Linked DNA regions of Mus musculus: region 1 is linked to region 2. Evidence: chromatin contacts called from ENCODE POLR2A ChIA-PET data. All regions are on one chromosome and are shown on one strand. Each heading gives the region's core, a stretch centred on a gene start or an enhancer-like site at or near the end of the contact. The rest is flanking DNA. Distances are from core to core; before and after follow the strand shown.

Region 1 (6,637 bases), core at 186-2,685, 58 kb before region 2:
GTGGTGCTATCCCTGGGTTGGTGGTCCTGGGTTCTATAAGCAAGCCAGCCATGAGGAGCAGGGCAGTAAGCAGCACTCCTTCATGGCCTCTGCATCAGCTCCTGCCTTCAGGTTTTGCCCTGTTTGAGCTCCTGTCCTGACTTCTTTTGTTGATGAACAGTGCTCTGGACGTGTAAGCCAAATAAACCCTTTCTTCCCCATATTTCTTTGGTCATGGTGTTTCATCACAGCAATAGAAACCCTAAAACAGTAAAATCTCAAAGCTCTTCCTTTAAAGACCCAGGTTAGGTGGTTGCTCAGATTAGTCTTGTCTGCAGACACTGGCTGGAAGTGACCAATTGTGTCCAGAATGCAAGGGTTGGGGTGGGGAATAGGGTCTTATTTTGAAGCCCCGGTTGGCTTCAAAATTGCCTCAGGAATTACAGGAACAAACCACCACACCAGGTTCAAGTTAATTATTTCAAGCATTTATTTTTATTTATGTGTAAGCGTGTGTGTGTGTGTGTGTGTGTTTATGGCCTCAGAGGCCAGAAGACAATGTCAGAGTCCATGGACCGGGAGTGGTGTTTGGGAGCCATCTTAAGTGGGTGCTGGGACCCAGCCTCACTGAGCCCTCCCTCCCCAATCACTTCACATAACCAGCTTTTTATGGGTATAATTTCAGTACTTGGGAGCCTAAAGCAGGAAGATTGATTCAAGTTCAAGGCCAGTTTATAGCTTACACGACAGAGTGAGACCCTGTCTCAAACACTAACCAGCCCCTAAACTGTTGAGTGTAGTGGCTGGCAGGAAGATTGTGAGTTCAAAGTTATCCTAAGATACAGGACCAGTTTGGGGCCAGCATGACCTAAGTCAGAACTTGGATCAAAACAAAGAATTGTTAAGAGAGATGTCACCTTAGATTTTTGGAAGGCTGTGATGAGGCGGGAGAAAACCTAGATCAAAGCCTTTGACTGCCCTACAGAAAGACCTCAAAGCCAGTCTCGGCAACTTAGTATAAAAAGCCTGCATCACAAAACAACAACAAACAACAATAGCAACAAAAGACAAACACAAAGAGTAGCCTGAAGAAGTTGTAAACTCACAGGGCCAGCTGCTGGCGAAAGGTGAGACCCCTAGACACCCTATCTGGCTTAGACACAGTCCCTACCCGGCCAGCAGGCGGCGCGCACGCCCACACGGCTCTGGGCGCCCCGAACCTTGGCGCCGAGCCTCTCAACCCTGGCGCCATTACTTAGCCCTGGCCACAAACTCTCGCCTGAGTTCCCCCGACACCACAGCCCGGACCCAGCAGTAGGCGGGCGGAGGGCTGCGGGGCGAGCCGAGCCCAGCGCGGCGTCGGACGTGCGCGCGCCCGACAGCGGCAAGGGCGCGCACGGCCCGGGCTCCTGGAGGCGGGCGGGTACCCCAAGGCCATTTCCGGGAGGGGCGGGGCCGGGGGCGGCGCACCTCCAATCTCTGCGGCGGCGGCGGAAGGGGGAACCCGGGTCCCGTGGCCAGCGAGTGAGTCGCTCGCAGAACCGAGGCGCGTGAGGTGGGCGGCGGCCAGCGGAGCCTCTGCGGGGAAAGAAGGAGCCGGGTCCACAGCCTGAGGAGGTGGAGCTGCCGCGGCGGGCTGGACCCGGCGGGAGCAGTGGGGAGCCGAGAGGAGCTGGAGGGATCCGGGCCCGGGCTGAGGGGAGAGGAGGGAGGCCGAGCTGTGGTTGGGGAGCCGAGAGGGAATTGGGTTGTGGGGAGCTGCGCGGAGGGAACCGGGCTGTGGGGAGCTGCGCTGAGGGAGGCAGGTCTGTGGTTCATGGAGAGCTGGGCTGAGGGGAGCGCGGCTGAGGAAAGCAGGGCCCGAGCTGAGAGGGAGCCGGGCTGAGGGAGAGCTGGGCTGAGGGGAGCGCGGCTGAGGAAAGCGGGGCCCGAGCTGAGAGGGAGCCGGGCTGAGGGAGAGCTGGGCTGAGGGGAGCGGGGCCCGGGCTGAGGGGGAGCAGGGACCGGGCTGAGGGGAGCAAGGGTTCAGGCTGAGAGGGTCCTGGGCTGAGGGGAGCGGGGCCCGAGCTGAGAGGGAGCCGGGCTGAGGGAGAGCCGGGCTGAGGGAAGCGGTGCCCGGGCTGAGGGAAGCAGGGCTCAGGCTGAAAGGGAGTGGGCTGAGAGGAAGCTGAGCTGAGGGGTGCAGGTCCGTGGCACAGGGAGAGGTGGGATGAGGGAAGCGGGGCCCAGACTGAGGGGAGCAGCGCCTGGGCTGAGGGGGAGCCGGGCTGAGAAGGAGCAAACTGAGGGGTGCGGGCCCCAGACTGAGGGGAGCAGGGTCGGGGCTGCGGGGTCGGGGCTGAGGGGAGCGGGGCCCAGGCTGAGGGGAGCAGGGCCCAGGCTGAGAGGGTCCTGGGCTTAAGGGAGTCAGGCTAAGAGGGGGCGGGCTGAGGGGAGCCGGGCCTGGTCTGAGGGGGCTGGGTCCGGGCTGATGGGGAGCCGAGCTGCGGGGTGTGGGTTCCCGACTGCTGTGGGGCGTCGGAGAGACCCAGGCTCGAGTCTGTGGCCGGGGCTGAGTAGTGGCGCCAGGCTACAGGGGCGCGGGGGAAAGGCAGGCCGGGCTGGAGGAGTCCCGGGTCCCGCTGTGCCGAGAGGCGGCGGCGCTGCCGTGGGCCCGGGGAAGGGGCGTGTCCCCGCGTGCACGCCGCGGGCTCCACTGCTCCGGGGTGCCGGGGTCGGCTGGAGCGCTGCCAAAGCCGGCAGGGGGATCCCGCGGAGGGGCAGCGCCGGCCGGGCTGCCGAGTAAACAGCTGCGTTTCCCCTTTGCAGACGCAGAGGCAGGGCAGCCCCGGGGAGGGAGCCGGCTGCAGAGGAAGATGCCCGGAACCGACCTCCTCAAGCTGGTGAGTCGGATCCTTTCTCTCTCGCTCAGAAGGCTCTGAGTCATGGGACCGCTTCCCCTCCGATGCCTTGCTTTTGCTCAAAGCTCAGCATTCGCTGCCACTTTTTTCTTTTTGTTTTGTTTGCTTTGGAAACTGGCGTGAATGCTCGGGGTGAATAAATGGATGAATACGGTGGATGCAGAACTTAGAAATTCCCTGAGGATCTTTCTACAGCCCTTGCTCACGGCTTTTCTCTCTTTCTTCTCCTACCACTAGAGCAATTGCTTTTGTTTTGTTTCTGAAACAATGGCTGCCTCTGGAACTCAGGGTGGCCTGGAACTTAGCAGGTACACTTGGCCTTGAACTTTTAGTCATTTCCCTCTACCTCCTAGTGCTGGGATTTTTTTGTTTGTTTGTTTGGGTTCTTTTGGTTGGTTCTTGGAGATGGAGGGCTCATTATGTAGTCCAGGCTAGCCTGTAACTTGCTATGTAGATCAGGCTGGCCTAGAATTCTAAGAGGGTTGCTTGCCTCTGCCTCCTGAGTGCTGGGATTAATGAGCTTGTTTTCTTTTTGAGGCAGAAGCTCTTAGTGTAGCCTAGGATGGCCTTGAACTAGCAATCCTTCAACCTTCTCAGTGCACCATCATGCTGGGCTCTTGGAGACAGCATATCACTACAGGATGTCTGAGAACACCTTAGGAAGCTGGAGCTGACCTTGAAGTCTGTATAGTGCAGATGAAAGACAGGAATACTTGCTTAGTCTTCACAGCCTAATGAAAAGTCTACTGAAAATAGATTCTTGTCCCAAATTTTATGAATTCTCAGTAGGTAATAGCCTTATTAACTTCAAATTTTTATTACAAGAGAATTACGTTTAAAACTGTTAGAAACTAAATAAAAAGAATCTAATCTCTTCATCCCCCTTCACCTCCTCCTTGCAACAATAGATTACCAAGAGACAATTGCTGTTGGCATATTGGGTGGTTAATGGAGAACAGTTAGAACAGTTCTTACAATGAGAAGTTGTTGGCTTTCCTCTAATATATCTGGACGTGAATGTAAATGCTGAGTTCCCATACAGAAGTAGAGTATTTCTTCCTTTAAGGACTTTGTATTTATTTGGAGTAGGGTTAATAAACTTTTAAGTCTGATTAGGACTTGCATTCATTTAGTATATTTGGAATGCTTTTTGTTCTGAGTTATTTCTCTTGCTCTCATCATATCCATTGATGACTTCCTGGTACTGTAGAATGGAGATTTTGTTCAACTTATTGCAATAAGGAATTGATTCCTTAAAAAAGACCAAACCTAGGTTTTCATAGTACATTTTTATTATGATCTGAGTTCAAGGTTCTCTTTCTGCTTTTTTTTTTTTTTTTTTTTGGTTTTTCAAGACAGGGTTTTTCTGTGTAACCCTGGCTGTTCTGGAACTCACTTTGTAGACCAGGCTGGCCTTGAACTCAGAAATCCGCCTGCCTCTGCCTCCCAAGTGCTGGGATTACTCTTTCTGCTTTTTATGATATATAAAACTGTTGTGCCAATTGGGTAAAAAAGGACCTAAGAAAGTGAAAAAAAAAAAAAAAACAGCCACAGTACAGGAAAAATATTTTATAATTTAAAAAGAAAAATATGTGTGTGGGTGTTCGTTCAGTGTCTTACATGCTAGGCAAGTGCTATACTTAAATCCTCTTCACTTCTTTTAATATTGTATTTTGAGACAGGATCTTACTGTCTTAGGTAGGCTTTGAACTTAGAATTGTCCTGCTCACCAGGCCCTAATTGTTTCTTAAAAGTCATACAGAGAATTTAATATTGTACATGAGTCTAGTTATTTATCCTTTATGTTAGCAGAATAAGGTAAACAGTAGGTAGGAAATCAGTATGAGGTGAATGCTAGAATAATAGTATAGTTCTTATAAGTCACATCAAGAATGTATTAGATGCAGAAAGAGATAGTCTACATACTTACTAAATTTTTACCAAAAGCTTTGATAAATATGCTGACATTCTCCAATAATAAATGAAAAACTAGACTCTTGTTGAGTCCCACAGCAGTTAACTAACAAAGTAGTTTTATCTTAAGTGGAATATTGAGAAGATCTCCTTCTTTTTTTTTTAATATTTATTTACTTATTATATGTAAGTACACTGTAGCTGTCTTCAGACACTCCAGAAGAGGGCATCAGATTTGAACTCAGGTTGCTCGGATTTGAACTCAGGACCTTTGGAAGGGCAGTTGGCGCTCTTAACCGCTGAGCCATCTCTCCAGCCCGAAGATCTCCTTCTTTCACCTTTGTAATACTGCCTTTGGAACAAATCTCTGATAGGTAGAGGTTATTGATCATTGTGACTGACAGTGGAAGGTTTAGGAAGAACAGAAATTATAATCATTTGGGGAGTGCACTTTGGAAATGCATATGGGGAAAGATTCTTGTCTCCTTGTATCATCATGCCTTAAAGTCCCTGATGTATTACCCAATCTTATGTTCCTTTATATTGCAGTTAAAGCATTGCAGTTTGGAACTTTGTACCTTATACGTATAATGTCAAAATGTTGAACAGCCTTACATGTAAAGGGATTAGTGAGTGATAGGGCTGAAAACCACTGTGTGAACAGAAGTTGGAGAGAAGGTGTGAAGCTCACCTAGAGTCTGCATGTAATCAAGGAGCTTGAGCTTTGTGTGTTCCTGTCTCAGTTTTGTCTGTCTGCTTAGGGTGGTTTACTTGTCTTTTTCCATTTAGTCACGTGACATGTCATGGGACTGTAACACTTTCCATCTATGTCTCAGGGAGAATAAATGAGCATGTTCCTCTACAGAGGCTATCTCAAGAGAGAATGCAAGTTAAGCAATTTTGTAGCAGGCTTTCTTAACTCTGGCAACATTTTCATCCATGTTCTCAGTTTCACCTAATGATAATCACCTTGGGAGTTGTCAAAAGGAAAATTTACTTCATAAAGCCAGTATATTTCATAGGTATCTTTTGAGGAATAAGTTTGTAGGTATTCTAGGTAAGACAAGCTTACCTTATTTTGATGGTAATTGTTTATTTAGGTAAGTTCTTAACCAAGGCAGTTTTGCTTCTGAGGAACTTTTGATGACCTTGGCTGCTAACATCTACTAGATTAAAGCCAGGAATAAAATCAAGTATCCAGTAATGACCAGGACCTTCCCAACTAAGGGTGTGTCATAGAATATCTGCAGTCCGGAGGTTGAAAACCCCAGTTGCAGGTCTCTAATACGGCTGACTGCTCATCTGCAGGCTTTATTTCCCTATGAGTAGGGGAGTGAGCAAGCTTCTTGCAATGTTGCTTAGGTTATTTTGGCCATGACTCAAGCCTTGTTATCTTGGGATGTATCTGGGTGAATCTATAGTACACAATCATCTGCAGGAGAACAGATTCCTGAAGAAATTAATGCTTTCCTGCTCAACATTTCTGGGACACTTTTTGAAGTCAAGCTGCCATCAGTTTTAAAAACAAAGAATAATAATAAAATAAAATCTTGGGGCTGGAGAGGTTACTTAGTGATAAGTTCTAGCTGCTACTCCAGAAGACCCAGGTTTGATTTCCACGTGGGGGCTAACAACTATACTTTCAGTTCTAGCAGATTCAATGTATTCTGACCTCTTCTGCACTAGGCATGTAACTGGTGCACAGACATATATGCAGGCAAAATACTCATCATATTAACAAAAAAAAAATCAAATCTTTCCAGGTCTTTGAACTTGATTCATGACCTTTGACTTTTAAAAAATTATTTTTATTATTTTGCATCTTTATTTTATGTGTTTGGATG
Region 2 (7,149 bases), core at 3,313-5,812:
ACGGCGACTTGTTCGATGAAGCTGGCCAGGTTTATATCCCGTTCCGAAAGACCGGCACATTCATGGGTGCTCAAGGTGATATGGACCTGAATAAGAGAAAACTGGAAATTCAGGGGTAGTACCCTCCCAGGAAGAGCTGGAGAGCCACCAGCTATGGGCTCAGCTCTACCAGGGACTGCATGATAGTTAGCCAGTCACTATAATTCCTTCTGGTGACAAGGAACTGGACACTAGAATTGCCCAAGACAGTAGCTGGTCATTGCTTTCCTAATTGCACTGAGATAGGTGCAAAGCTGCTTACACATCATGTTCATAGTTTCCAAAAATCGTGATGATCTCAGTAGTAGGATAAAAAATTCAAATCCAGATAGCAAGAGAAAACAAAACAAAAAACAACAACAAAAACTTTAAGCCAGGGGCCAGCAAGTTGGTTCAGTGAGAAAAGACATTTACCAACAGACTTGACAACCTGAATTCAACCTCCAGGATAGAAGGAGAGAACAGACTCCCTCATGCACAGCCTATATGTGCCCATATTTACATTTAAATAAATGTAAAAAAAATTTTTTTAGGGGGCTGGAGAGATGGCTCAGTGGTTAAGAACACTGACTGCTCTTCCAGAGGTCCTGAGTTCATTTCCCAGCAACCACATGGTGGCTCACAACCATCTGTAATGGGATCTGATGCCCTCTTCTAGAGTGTCTGAAGACAGTTTCCGTATACTCATATACATAAAATAAATAATTCTTTAAAAAAAATTTTAAGCCAAGTTAAAGTCAGAACTTAAGGTGGGCTCCTAAACACATCCTTCACTTTTTCCTAAACAGTCAAGCAGTTAGCATGCTCATCACAGTCTGATCTGCCCACCATGCATGGGTATCTGAGTTTAGTTTTATTGTTTTCTCGTTCTTCCGTCTAGAATAAAGCCAGTAGTGCTGTTAACAGAGGGCATATCCTTCCCTTCCTGAGTCTTGCCTTCTTAATAGCTGACAACAGCATTTTAAAGTGTTTTAATTTGCATTTATTATCTCCAGTGAGACTGGCTGTTTTTGTGAAGAGTCTCTGTTGGTTCTAGGTTGGAGACAGAAGAGGTGAACATCGACTTATTGGTGAGGAAGGACCTACAGTCCAAGGGTGAACCTTTGGGGAGACTTGGGGTTCTAAGAGATGTACAGAGCAGGGCACAACCCGGGGACAACGCCACTCACCTTGTTGTACACGTTAAACCACTCGGGATGGTGGTCCAGCTTTTCAGCCTGCAGGGCTACTCTTGTCATGAAGCCAAAAGCCTGATAAGAAAGAAGAAAGAGCCAATGGGTCATGGCCAATAAGGCCTCGAAGCAGTAGGGATAGCCTAGCTTTTTCCAGGGAATGCCAGAGCTCTAACACACCCTAGTCCCCACCCCCATAACATCCTGTCCCTGGTCCTGATGCCTGTGCCAGTGTCTAGCATCCCTAGTGTGGTCCACACAGCACAGGCTGTCAGTATTTGCCAATTCTTTGCCGCTTATTAAAGTGCCTTCAAAAGGGCAGATACTTGCTACCAAGACTGTCTCCTCCAATGACTCTGAGTTCCAGAAGGGAGGGTTCAAGTCCCTTCTCCTCTCTGCAGGTCACTTGAGTATGTCTTTCCCCTTGGCTAACAGGACATGACATGAACACACAGAGTGTAGCCCACTCAGGCCTGCTCCACATACCCTGTTGAAGTCTTTAAAATGGAACTGCTTGAAGATAGCATCTCGGCCTTCTACTTCATTCCACCCCACAGCCCTCAGGTTTGGCAGCAGCTGGTCTCGCTCCTCGGCGCTCAGCCTGTGTGCCTTGCCGGCCTAGGAGAGGGAGGATAGAGAGGCCCCAGGGCATTCCATTTATAGGTCAAGAGTGTGCCTCAGACCTTTGGGAGGACTTCAGTGCTGGCTGCTGTGGATTCAGGTGCCCCTTATAGCAAGCAGCAGGCCTTTATGTTTCCAGAGAAGAGCCCTGCCAGGAGGTGGGGTCTGGGCCGTTTACTGATAGACTCTGGGTCCTGTATTTTTTTAGTTTTGTGTTTTTGTGTTTTGTTCGTTTTGGTATATGTGTTTGTGTGGGTAGGTTCAAGTATGGGCATGTGTGCATGTGGAAGCCAAAGGACAACCTCAGATGTTATTGTTTGGATATCATTTATCATTATTTTAATTTAATTTTTTAATTTTATGTATATGAGTGTTTTGCCGTCGTCACAGAAGTCTGTGCACCACCCATGTCTCTGGTCCCTGCAGAGGCCAGAAGAGAGTGTTGGATACCTTAGAACTGGAGCCACAGGCAGTCATGAACTGCCACGATAGTGTTGAGAGTCAGGTCCAGGTCCTTTAGAATAGGAGCCAGTGTTCTCAACCTCTGAACAAATTTCCAACCCCATTTGATTTTTTTTGGACATGGTCTCTCACCAAGTAGGTTATGCTGGCTGGCCACAGAGCCTCAGAGATCCATCTGTCTATGCCTCCCCAGTGCTAGCATTACAAGCACACACTATCACGCCAGTGTTTTAAATGTGGTTTCTGGGAAGGAGAACTCCCATTGAAAGCACTTCACAAACTAGGCCGAATCTGCAGCCCAGATCTTGGGGTTTTTACCTGCTTTCATAGAGAATGCCAAAGAGAATGTGTTGTGGTGAAGTGTTCCCCCATCTCTTGCTCCCAGAGCCTCACAGATGCTTGCCTGCCTTCATCTTTCCAAGACAGCACACCATGGAGTCCCCAAGGTGGTTAGAGCAAAATTCAGCCCAATTCGAACACATTACATGTTCTTCCTGGCATCCCCATTTTTCTGCATTCCCTCTCTATGCTCCATCCCCACACCCATTCTGCAATGTTCAGGTGTTCTAGAGGAGAAACAGGCCTAGACAAAGGGGATGTGAGTGCTCTGCTCTTCCGGCCAGTCATCCTCAGTCAGGAATGAACTGACTCAAGGTGTGGTCTCTTAGAGCTATAGCCCTGGGGTGGGATGCAGAAACCCATTCAAACCCATTCCCAGATGAGTCTCTGCCACCTCCTCCTCGCCCCTGTATAGTCCACAGCTGTCAGGGTGAGGCTCTCAGGGTGGCTGTCTTAGGAACCTAGGACCACAGGGCCCAGACTCAAAATGGAAGTAGTCTGTCAAGGGCACCTGGCATGCTCATTACCCTGTTATACAAAGTGCCCACGGTGTGATCCCCCAGCACATACCAGGTCAGGTCCTGAGTGGACCCCTGGAAAACAGAAGTTAGTGTCTGTTCTGTCCTCTAGAGGAACGTGGGGCCCTGAGTCTAACAAGCTAGGATTGTGAAAGAGAATCACCCAGGGATACAGTGTTCAACTGACAAGGACTCAAATTTGGCTTGGGGAGCAGGAGGAAGGTGAACTGTGTCCTGCAAGCCACCCATCGTTTCCATACCCTGGGGTGGGTATCGAAATGGCCCTTTGGCTTCATGAGTGAAGGGATGAGACCCACTCCTTAGACCAAGAGATGCCAGTGGAAATACTTCAGTAGCAAGGTTATCAAGTGAAAGTCAGCTTCATTAAAAAAAAAAAAAAAAACAAAAAACCAACACTTCCTAGAACAAGAACATCTGTGACAGTTCTCAGGCCAGCAGTGGGGCCTACAGAACCAACACCAGTGTGTGTGTGCTCTCAGAAACAAGGGGCTCCAGCTCAGTGCAGAGATCTGCTCTGTGGTTAATGAAGGGGGTGGGGGACTTCCAGCATTGACCCTTCAGTGGGTGATAAGCGGGACACTTGTAACCAGGCAGCCAGGTATCAACAGGGCTCCACTCTTTAGAATTTTCCAGAACCAACTTTCAGGCTGACAATGCTCTGAACTCAGGTCAGAGGGGTAAGGGCCTTATTTGCTTAGGGAAGCTCTGTCAGCTTGTTAGTGTGGGCTGAGCGATTACTGATTATCCAAGCCTGTGGTGTCTTTGGGCCCAATGACTCTTCCCAGGCCTCAGCTGCCAAAACACCCTCCTATCCCTGATCGAGTACAGAGAACCCGAACCACGCTATTTGGTAAGGGTTGCAGGGAGGTCTAGGGGCTCCTTTCCTAGGGACCTACCTAAGATCCTGACCCACCACCACGCCAAGGTGGGACACAGCACCCTATCTAGGTGTTAGGGCGGGGCTTAAGGCCAGGGACAGCACTGGGTGCAGAGAGAACTGAACACCACCCCCACCCCCACCCCAATCTGGCAAGCCTGTAGGGCCAGGCAGCGCCACGGAGACTTGCCTTGCTGCCACACCCCGCCAGCAGACTAGGCCTGGGAGTTGGGACAGGCTAGGTTTCCAGGCCCACCGCCACCGCCCCCAAGGGAGGCCAGGCGACTCTAGCCCGGCTGGATGGCGCTGCAGGAGGCTCAGCGTGGCCCGCGCCCCCAGCATCGGAGCCCTAGTCGTCTCTCCACACCACCCCCCGCCCCCCACTTCCTGGTCTCCTCTCAGGGTCCACCAGACTTCCTGCGCTTACCATGTCCAGTGCGGGAAGCAGGTGGCGGCAGCGAGGGAGAGAGCAGCGGGCAAGCAGCAGGCCACCGCGGGGGCGGGGCAGAGATCCGGTGGCCGCGGGTAATAATTAACATGGGTCCTCCTTGCTCCACGCCCTTGCAATGCTTTCCATGCCCTGTGCTCTGTGAGCATGGCTGCGTGATGGGCTCCAGGGCAAAAGCTTTGACATCTCAGTACCTCTGCTCCCTCTCTGCCAGAGGACTCTGGGCACCAGACTGCCTGACCTATTGTTACAGTAACAACGACAACAAAAGCCACCCAGATAAATGTCACATACACTGGACTGCACATATATAAAGTGCACAGTTTTAACCATCTTAACAGAACAGAAGACTTTTTTAAAAAAGATTTATTTATTATATATAAGTACACTGTAGCTGTCTTCAGACACACCAAAAGAGGGCATCAGATCCTATTACAGATGGTTGTGAACCACCATGTAGTTACTGGGAATTGAACTCAAGACCACTGGAAGAGCAGCCAGTGCTCTTAACCACTGAGCCATCTCTCCAGCCCAATAGAAGATATTCTAAAGGGACTCAACGTATCCCTCCTTTGGGCTATCAGGCTATTGAAACAATGGAACCCAAGAAATCAGAATTTCTTCCAGGAAAGGCATGGTATGAAAAGGAAAAACTAAGGTCTGGTGCCAGCCAGAGAAGAAACTTGTCTACTGGAAAGATTTCACACCATTCTGGCAATTTGCCAGGCCACCTTGTTTAGTAAGGTATTCCTCTTGCCCGCTGTTTAACCTTGAGCCGTAGATTAGGTCCCAGTGGACAGACTTGGAGGCTCATGGACCCCTTCATTTCTCTTCCCAGTAAAGCTGTATTGAGTAAATCACCTTGCTTGCTGTTTTAATCACTGTTTTAATTTTTAAGATTTATTTGTGTGTGTGTGTGTGTGTGTGTGTGTGTGTGTGTGTGCGCGTGCGCATTTGTGTGGGTGCATGGATTTATGTGTACTGTGTGCTGTATGCATGTAGATGCCATGGAGGCCAAAAGGGAACATTGCATCCCCTGGAATTGCACTTAGGTGTTGTTGTGAGCTGCCTCATATGGGTACTGGAGCCAAATTCAGATTCTCTGCGAGAGCAGTAAGCGCTCTGAGCCCTCTCCACAGCACCTCTGCTGTGACTTGTCTCTTTCGTTGGCATATAGAGAGTAGTGGGTGAGCCCTGCTTGTTAGGACTGCCAGGGTCCAGGCTCTGACCCTAATAACTTCAGTGACATGGAGGGACATGTGCTTCTCTTAGGAATCCATCAGCAGGATTAGGAACACCTCTCCCTGTGCCACCAGATAGCCTCTCTCTTCCAGGGCTCCCCCTAAGCCAATGCTCTTCAATTGCTGGCAAGCAGGTTGCATTTTCTAGACATCCCCATGGCCCCATGCATTGAAACCATTTAGTTTATACTTACCTTTGAAGTCCATTCATGTTCTATGTACCATTAGTTGATTCTTTTCTTTCTTTTTTTTTTTTAAAGATTTATTTATGTATAATGAGTGCTCTATCTGCATGTACACCTGCATGCCAGAAGAGGGCATCAGATCCCATTATAGATGATTGTGAGCCACCATGTGGGTGCTGGGAAATGAACTCAGGACCTTTGGAAGAGCAGTCAGTGTTCTTAATCACTGAGCCGTCTCTCCAGCTCCCTAAAGATCCATTATTTCATAACTGTAATCTTGATACTGTTATAAATTATAATTTAAATATCTGATATGCAGGATATCTGATGTGATTCCCCCAAAGGGGCCATGATCCCCAGATTGAGAACCGCCGGGAGCCTCGTTGGTTGTGGAGGTTTGGCATGGTGCAGGTCCAGAGTCTACACATCTTGGGTCATCTGCAGCTCCCTTAAAGCCACCTATTTCTCTCCTCTGTTGTGACTTAGCATGTTGGTGACTGGAGGGTAAATGCTTCCTAGTGTATAGACAGGCCACTAGCCTCCACCAACCGGATGGTTATAAAGGGCCGCCAGGTGGCAGGTGAGGCCTCCAGCTGAGATGGCCGACTGTTCTGGAACTCATCTGCCTGATGTTTCTACCAACATGTTTGAAAAAAATGTCTTGATTTAAAAACACCCCACTGGAGAGATGGCTCAGCGATTAAGAGCGCTGGCTGCTCTTGCAGAGGTCCTGAGTTCAATTCCCAGCATCCACATGATGGTTCATGATCATCTATAAATTGATCTATTGGCCTCTTCTGGTGTGCATGAAAAGAGAGCACTCATAAGCATAAAACAAATAAACAAATCGTTATCTCTTATTCTTAATTATTTGTGTCTGTGTGTGTGCTAGTGTGCACGTGAGTGCAGATACCCCCAGGGGCCGGTTCCCACAGAGCTGGAGTTACAGGCAGTTATGAGCAAGCCAGTGTGAGTTCTGGGAATTAAGCCCTGCTTCTCTACCAAGTGCTCTTAACTGCTGAGCCATTTCTCTAGTCCCTTAAGGCCCAGTTCTTCCTAAGAATATGAGGCTAGTGGTTAAGGACTGTTAAGTGCTGTTGAGAATGTTAATTCCTTGATAGGTCTTCTTGTGGGCATCCTTCAGCAGAGTTTGCCTCCATGATTTTTGTTCTTTAAACCAACTGCGCTGCTAGGAACTAGCCACTCCTCTTGATTGACAGCTGCAG

What was found. ChIA-PET counts read pairs that join two places held with the same protein, here RNA polymerase II (POLR2A).
Region 1: POLR2A ChIA-PET joins it to region 2 with 26 read pairs in Patski. The contact joins the promoter of Sgpl1 here to the promoter of Pcbd1 in region 2. POLR2A ChIA-PET finds 5 or more read pairs at or near these places in 2 of 5 experiments (Patski and embryonic stem cell).

What each region holds. Positions count from the first base shown.
Region 1 is chr10:61,142,482-61,149,118 of GRCm38, reverse strand. Sgpl1 (sphingosine phosphate lyase 1) reads left to right here and starts at 1,435. Exons shown (of 15, transcript NM_009163.4): 1 at 1,435-1,596; 2 at 2,788-2,861. The coding sequence starts at 2,835.
Region 2 is chr10:61,086,744-61,093,892 of GRCm38, reverse strand. It overlaps Pcbd1 (pterin 4 alpha carbinolamine dehydratase/dimerization cofactor of hepatocyte nuclear factor 1 alpha (TCF1) 1), which reads right to left and starts at 4,562. Exons shown (of 4, transcript NM_025273.4): 1 at 4,477-4,562; 2 at 1,698-1,829; 3 at 1,209-1,289; 4 at 1-86. The coding sequence starts at 4,479.